Linked DNA regions of Homo sapiens: region 2 is linked to region 1. A link is a contact called in ENCODE Hi-C or POLR2A ChIA-PET data. All regions are on one chromosome and are shown on one strand. The core of a region is the stretch at or near the end of the contact, and the rest is flanking DNA. Distances in the headings are between cores, read along the strand shown. Region 1 has its middle 190 kb from the start of VAPA. Region 2 has its middle 6.5 kb from the start of NAPG.

Region 1 (3,488 bases), core at 864-3,363:
TCACATACAGCTACTTAGTGAAGCTATTAAAATCGAGTTGCACTTTGAAGAAGATATTCCTCAGTTTTGCAATGAAATGAGTTTATGTATTTATTTACATCCCTGCCTCTTCTAAAGGATTTCATAAAGAATGCTTTATGCCAGCAATCCCCAAACTTTTTGGCACCAGAGACCAGTTTCGTGGAAGGCAATTTTTCCATGGGCCGGGGGCAGGTGAAGATGGTTTCAGGATGAACCCATTCCACCTCAGATCATCAGGCATTAGGTAGATTCTCATAAGGATTGTGAAACCTAGAACCCTCTCATGTGCATTTCACAATAGGGTATGGGCTCCTGTGAGAATCTAATGCCGTGGCCGATCTGACAGGAGGTGGAGCTCAGGTGGTAATGCTCTCTCATCTGCCCCTCACCTCCTGCTGTGTAGCCTGGTGCCGGTCTGCTGCCCGGTGGTTGGGGACTGCTGATTTACACCACACTGAGTAAGCCTCAATCAGAGGTTCCTCATCTGCCTTTCAAAAATACTCCAGGCAAGACTCACTTGGAGGAATGCAGTGGATTTGTCTGGCATCTGGACATTCCTTCCATGTCATGGCACACATCTGGTTTTTTGAGATGAGCGGGACATTTCCTGTCCAGTTTCCCTCCAGATGTTTGAGGATGTGAAGATGCAGCCCAAGGGGTGAGCAATCTATCCAGCTTCAATGACCTGTTAAAATTCAGTCCTCAGCAGGGTCCTCACTAGACTCATTATGTTCACCATCTGTATGTGCCTAGGTCTTTTCACACAGACACCCTGCACAGCAGTCCTTCGGTTGCATAGAGCTTCCATCAGATAGACAGCGGACTTTTTCATTCCCTCCACTTTGCACATGCATGCCTTGGAGGCCCAGCACAAAGTGAGGGATTGGTGCACATTTGCAAATGGACGTCTTGGAGCAGACAGATGGGTGGATGGTTATCTGGCTTCTACAGAATCCAAGTTAAGCTAATACCATTCAGATTCCTTCCCAGCCTATGCTGTGCTTTCTCAAGGTTGCTGAAATTGAATTCAAAAGCCAAGAACATATGCTGGCCAGGCTCAAAGAGCAATTGCCGATTGCAAACACATGGCTTAGCAATGCATAAGGTGCTATGGGGTGACATTTGGTGTTGTTGATTAAGTGGGATAGTCACAAGAACTGTCATTCAAATCCATTGCCCTTGCACGTAGCACGTGTTAAAAAATTTTGTTTTTTAAACAAAGCACTAAGTAAAAAACAAAACAGAAAAATTCTGATGCAAATGCTTTATGGTTCTGAAGATGGAAACTAAATTTTGGATTTGATTTTTACAGATGTGGATGGAAAACGCCACATAAAACAAGAGGCTCTGCAGTTAGGATTTCTTGCAGCCTTGAGTGCGATTTATGAAACAAGGAAGATTAAGATTCATGGCCATAAAGAATTCAGTATAGAGATATCTTCAGGTCACAAAGCAAAACAGATTTTTTGTGTGTGTGCAGCAGTCATGTCTGTTCCATCAGTCAAGGATGCCTGTGGGTACCAGGCTAGGGCCAAATCAAATGCTTGCCCTCAGAAAATTGCCACCAGGCTTAGAAAGGATAAAGAAAGGGAGGTGGTCACAGAGAGCATACAAGCCTCCTCCAAAATTCCAGGTTGGAAACACTTTGTTATTGGCAAGTGTCCAGGTTCCTCAGCTTTGCCAAGAGACTCTTTGAAGGCAGGACTAGTCTTAGCCGCATGGGTTAGGATCGTGTGGGTGACATTTTAACAAAGAAGGTGGTCCTGTCACATGGAGGAAATGAAAATGTGCTGTGCAGAAATCCCTGAAAAGGCTGCTGGCCGTGAGGCAATCCCATTGTTCTGCAGTTTTTGATTTGGGCATTTGCTATTAAAATAACACCGGCAGTAAGAGGCAGTGTGGCTCTGCAGAGTGCCCTGGCACAGCTCTCAGAGCTGCGTCCTTGGCCTTACTGCGGTTTCCCCCGTGGGACTTTGGTGATTCATTCGTCCCCCGGGTCTCCATTTCTCCTCCTCTCCTTTGGCAGATTCCCTTTACAAGAGAAATTGTTTGCAGAGCTCCCATCTCTCCCCTCTCCCTTCATTCCTTCTGTGACCATTGTTCCTGCTGAATAAATGGATTTGCATATATTCATTGACAGTTTCCTAAACCCTTTCGAAATGCAATGATAGCTGGCTGGGAGCGCATTTCGAGGAGGGGTGGATGGGTCATGCTGCATATGTAGATTGTGACACAAACCATGACACAGGGGTAGATCTTTTCCCTGTTTCCACCTTCCATTGTGTAGCTTTTTCTGGGGTGCAGCCTGGCTGGAGCTTGAGGGTCGGAACATTCTGAATTCATTCTGAATCCAGCCTGGCTGGAGTTGAGGATCAGAACATTCTGAATTCAGAAATAAATAAAGTAAATCCCATCAAAAGAAATCAGTGGTGCTGCTACCACATCCTGAGCGCTGGGCTCAGTGACTGCTGTCTGAAGCAGTGTGTGCTGAGTGCGCCCTCATGCCAGAAGATGGTCTGAGACAGCAAAGCTTCAGGCTGTGCCTGGAGTCACTTCCCGGAAAGCCTCTGTGCCCACAGGTGGGCTCAAGACCAGGGAGTCCCGCAGCAAAGACCACAGCTTGATGCCACTTCACCAAGAGTTTCCCAAACCTATCTGCTGTCCCAAAATACTCACTTTTTGGAACATGTATATATGAAGAACATCTTTGGGGACCTCAGGACTGATGGGAAGGTGCCCACCGCCAGTTAGCAGCTCACACTGAGCAGGTTCAGGGAGAAATGTGTGTGGAGGTAGGACTGGGGGCATTCTCAGGGGCCTTTCAATTCTGGGTAGATCCCCCCTTGCAATGTTTCTCAACCATTTCTTCATGATCACCTCCCTAAGAAGAAAAATCAAATGAAATTTAAATTCTCCCTAATGAGAGAAGTGAAATACGGAGAAACATAATTTTGTTGAATAACATCGCGTTTTAGAGAGCCACAAACCATTATAACATCCAAATTGTTTTCTCCCTCAAGAATCAATTTTTGCTGCCCTTGGAGGCAACATTGCCTCCCTGCCCCCCATAGAGAGTCCATGGTTTAGGGGTCCATGTCAGCTTTCAAATAACTTTGCCTGATTTAGAGGGGATAGGGCTGGCCTTCTGGAGAAGCCACTTTCTTCTGCTGTGATGGATTGGGGAGTGGGGTGTTGGGGAGTGGGGTGTCAGAGGGTGGAGGAGACAAGGATTTGGCTCTACTGTCTCAGATTCCAGGGAAGTTAGGAGTGAGTTTCCCAGATTCAGATAAAAGGAAACAGATACAAGGACTATTGATGTATGGAGGTGATAATGGGTCAGGTTTTAAGAGCAAGAGTTCAAATCTGGCTGGACACAGTGGCTCACACCTGTAATCCTACTGCTTTGGAGGCTGAGGCAGGTGGATCGCTTGAGCTCAAGAGATTAAGACCTGCCTGGGCAACATGGC
Region 2 (3,479 bases), core at 68-2,567, 420 kb after region 1:
GTCAAAGCAGTCACAAAACCCACCTGCATTCAAGAGGATGGGACAGAGTCCCCCTCTCAATGGAAGAGGGTCAGAGATTTGGCTGCCATTTTTAATCCACCACATTATTATTCTTCCCATTTTATAGGAGAAGAAACTGAAGCTCAAAGAAACCAGATAATATATGTCTTTAAATAACATAAGAAATACTGCTGAGGTTTGAAAGTATGACTGACTCTAATCCATTTTTCTTTCTAGTATACAGCCCCGCTCTCTTAAAATGTGGACATTTGATCTTCTAAGATAAGACTTTTTGAGCCACAAGCTACTCTTCTGATTGGATGTAGAACAAAACATAGCAAGTCATCGTCCACGTTCTTTCTAAACTTTGCATCGTTGAATGAAGAGGCCCTATCTAATAAGCTGTAGAACTGAACACTCCTCTTCAGTTTGAGAGGCTGTTCAAGGTAAAAGAGAGGGAAAAATGGAAGTGAATAAAATCACAAATTTAAACGATAAATACCTGGCTTGGGGAAGCTTTTTTCCCCAGAGGATAGAAATATATTTACATTATGAAATAAGTTGGAATCCAATGGAAACCCCTTGTTATTATTAGATTTCCTCTTGAGAAGGATTTATAAATGAAAACACAACTTGCTATTTTAGTATTTTGTTTTTCAGGGAAGAAAAACCCTTTGCAAAAACAAATTTAGAAGAAAAAACTTATCCATTTCAAGCTCTTGTTTATTTTCTTATTTACCAGGCTAAAACTGTCTTCTTTCATCTCTGATTATGTTGGGAGCTGGAGAAAAGAGGGTTTTTATTTTGTTTTGTTTGCTTTTTTCCTTTTCTCTAAATCTGGAAGGTCTCTTTTCATTTGTGGGCAGTGCTAAACCTTTCCTTATCCACAACTGCGTTTCTGAATCCACAGCCTCCTCCAGCCGTAACTGTGACCCAAGGGCTCCACGCAGTGGGGGATAGGAAATGAAGGATGAGGGCAGTCACATGTGAAACGGCTGCAGTGTTCATCTGTGATCTGGTGGCCCCACTGAACAACAGTGGCCATGACCCCGCTGTGCACCTGCTAGCACACAGCTCCATGCTCCTTTGCCATGTGTCCCTCCATTAGGCTGTGATTCCTCCTCCTCAGCTCCACAGGAATCTGGAAAATAAGGGTCCTGTGGCTGCTTTTGCAATCCTAGTACACTTTGAGAACGTCATGTTCCAGTAAGCTTTATATAACGTTCTAGACCATTAGAGCCTTTTCAGCTTCCTTATTAACATTTATTCATTTCTAATTACACGAGTAGAGGGAAGTTGCAAGAAATGTGTCCCTGAAGATTTTCAAACTTAATGCAACCATTGCATAATTTTAATCCAATCTTCACAAAGGGAGTCATGTGTTGCTTTTCTAGCCAAGTCACCCTTGGCCCCTGCAACCTCGTCACCTCCCCATTCTCCCCTGGAATGTGGGGCCAGGCGCCCGCATACTCTGCCTCACAAATTTGCTATTCCTTCTTTATCGGCAACTATCTTTGTCCAGATATCCCAGGTCTCAGGCCACCACTCCTTCAGAGCTTTATTTCATTGTCACCTACCTGGTGAAGAAACTCACCCCACACTCACGGGTGCCCTCCCATTCCCACATCCTGCTTTGTTTTCCTGAGTGTTGACCCCCTCTAGCACTGTGTCTACACCGCCTTAGCCAGTTTCCTACTGGACTCCACAACCCCACCCATATGCCCTGTGCTAGAATGTCAGCTCTGTGAATCCCTGCTGCATTCAGGGCTGTCTCCCAGAGCCTAGAACAGTGCCTGCATGGAGAAACCATTCCACACATACTTGTTGAATGAGTGCCTAAAGAATGAATAGCATAAACCCAGTCCACAGCTCTTTATTCCTGGCAGCTTCCAAACGTGCACTTCTTGAGGAATTCTTAATTTGGAAGACATGTTATTTAAAAAAATTCATTAATGCAGTTTGTGAATGAGTAATTCACAAACTTCATTAATGAGTCATGTTTTATGTTGTATTCTTTCAATTTTGCCTACTTTATATTTGTACAAAATGTAACTGCGTGAATATATCCTCCTTGAAAGAAAATGATTGCTGTATATCTATGGGATGTGGTTTTCAAGAGAGAACATTTATAGGTTGGCACTAGGCTATCTGCAAGTGGTCTAATGAAATACATGACGGGTTTCCACTAAGCCAATTCAGTGTGTTGGTTTTATCTTTTATTCAAAGATAGCTTGCAAAGGAAGATCTGTATTTTTCTCTCTCTTTAAAAATAATATTCATCAAAACGGTTGTGTTCGTTAGAGTGGATTTAACAGAGATCTGTTGTTAAACATTTACAATGCTTCATCTCTTTCCAACATTACTGTACTCGGACAATGCTGCCTCACTTTGTGTACAAAACAGTGAGAGAGATCGCTTTTATGTGGAAAGTTCAGTTATGAATGCGAAATGTTGCCAGAATCTGACTGTAATCCCAAGAGGCAGAAACTAACCACTTTTGTTTGGACGGCTTGCAGCTTGTAAAGGCACGTGCAGGCAGCGCCACCATGTGTTTTCTGAAGAGACCCATAAGGCTACGCGGGAGAAGGAATGAACGCCAGGACTCTCCCCAGCCAACGTATACCTAAGTGGGACTTCTCAGTATAATATGCTTGGCGCATCTGTTAGGGGTGGCCCTTTCTCAGCCATTTGACAACTTACTTCAGTCAAACCTAATAAACTTCCAACTCTCATTTTCCAATTATTATTAAAATTTCAAAGCAGGTAGGTGTAAAGTACCAGGTATGTAGTAAACTGACTATTTTTTCCCCCATAAAAACATTTGAAAATTAATAATTGGTCCATACAACTAAGCAGCGGTGTTGCGTGAGTGGTTATTAAACTATTACAAAATAAGGACCATTTTCTGGTCCATTATAGTGGGCCAAGTATAAATTTGGAGTCAGATGGGTCTGGGTTCAAGTCCCCATCTTCCCGTTTACTTGCTGTGTGACCTTAGGAAAGTTACTTAGCTTCTCTGACCTTCAGTCCTCATATGTGAGATGGGATAACAACAGTGTTTCTAAAGCACTTTGTAGAGTTTCTGGCAAATGGTGACCAGGGGCCCTAGGGTTTAGTGGAGGTTTTAGCTGCCAGCATCCATCAGGTGCCTGGGAGCTCAGGCAAGCTCCACGCTGCTAATCCCACTCTCACTCCAGGCACCTTTGGCACCCGTCTCCCCACCGACCCCACCTGGCCCAGCTTCCTGCTGCGCTGGAAGCTATGCTATGGTTAGGGGATGCCAGTCTACCTGGTCTTCAATGGCTGGCACCTGTGGGTGTGGCCCCGTTCTCTTTCTCCTTTTCAAACATTCATTCTCTTGCTTTGATTTTGAAATTCAATTGAAAATAAAAAAATTAATAATGATGGTTCTGTGAAAGGTTAGAGCAGGAGAGGTTGAGAGGAATGTGGAGAAAGCCCAGCAAAAAGAAGCAAATACA

The links. A loop is a pair of places that touch in the nucleus more often than their neighbours do. ChIA-PET counts read pairs that join two places held with the same protein, here RNA polymerase II (POLR2A). Pooled maps may share reads with other maps.
Region 2: a loop to region 1 is called in a map of heart left ventricle, with 3 times the contacts of the local background. The contact joins two enhancer-like sites. A Hi-C loop is called at or near these places in 5 of 168 maps with a recorded cell type or tissue (aorta, cardiac septum, heart left ventricle and 1 more) and 10 of 50 pooled maps. POLR2A ChIA-PET finds 5 or more read pairs at or near these places in 1 of 52 experiments (A549).

The regions. Positions count from the first base shown.
Region 1 is chr18:10,099,423-10,102,910 of GRCh38, forward strand. No RefSeq gene overlaps it. Among named protein-coding and RNA genes, the nearest start is that of VAPA, 190 kb to the left of the region's middle. Within about 2 kb of position 2,114, at least 2 of the 41 ENCODE cell types and tissues checked have a DNase peak (open chromatin) inside an H3K27ac peak, as active enhancers do.
Region 2 is chr18:10,517,739-10,521,217 of GRCh38, forward strand. No RefSeq gene overlaps it. Among named protein-coding and RNA genes, the nearest start is that of NAPG, 6.5 kb to the right of the region's middle. Within about 2 kb of position 1,318, at least 16 of the 41 ENCODE cell types and tissues checked have a DNase peak (open chromatin) inside an H3K27ac peak, as active enhancers do.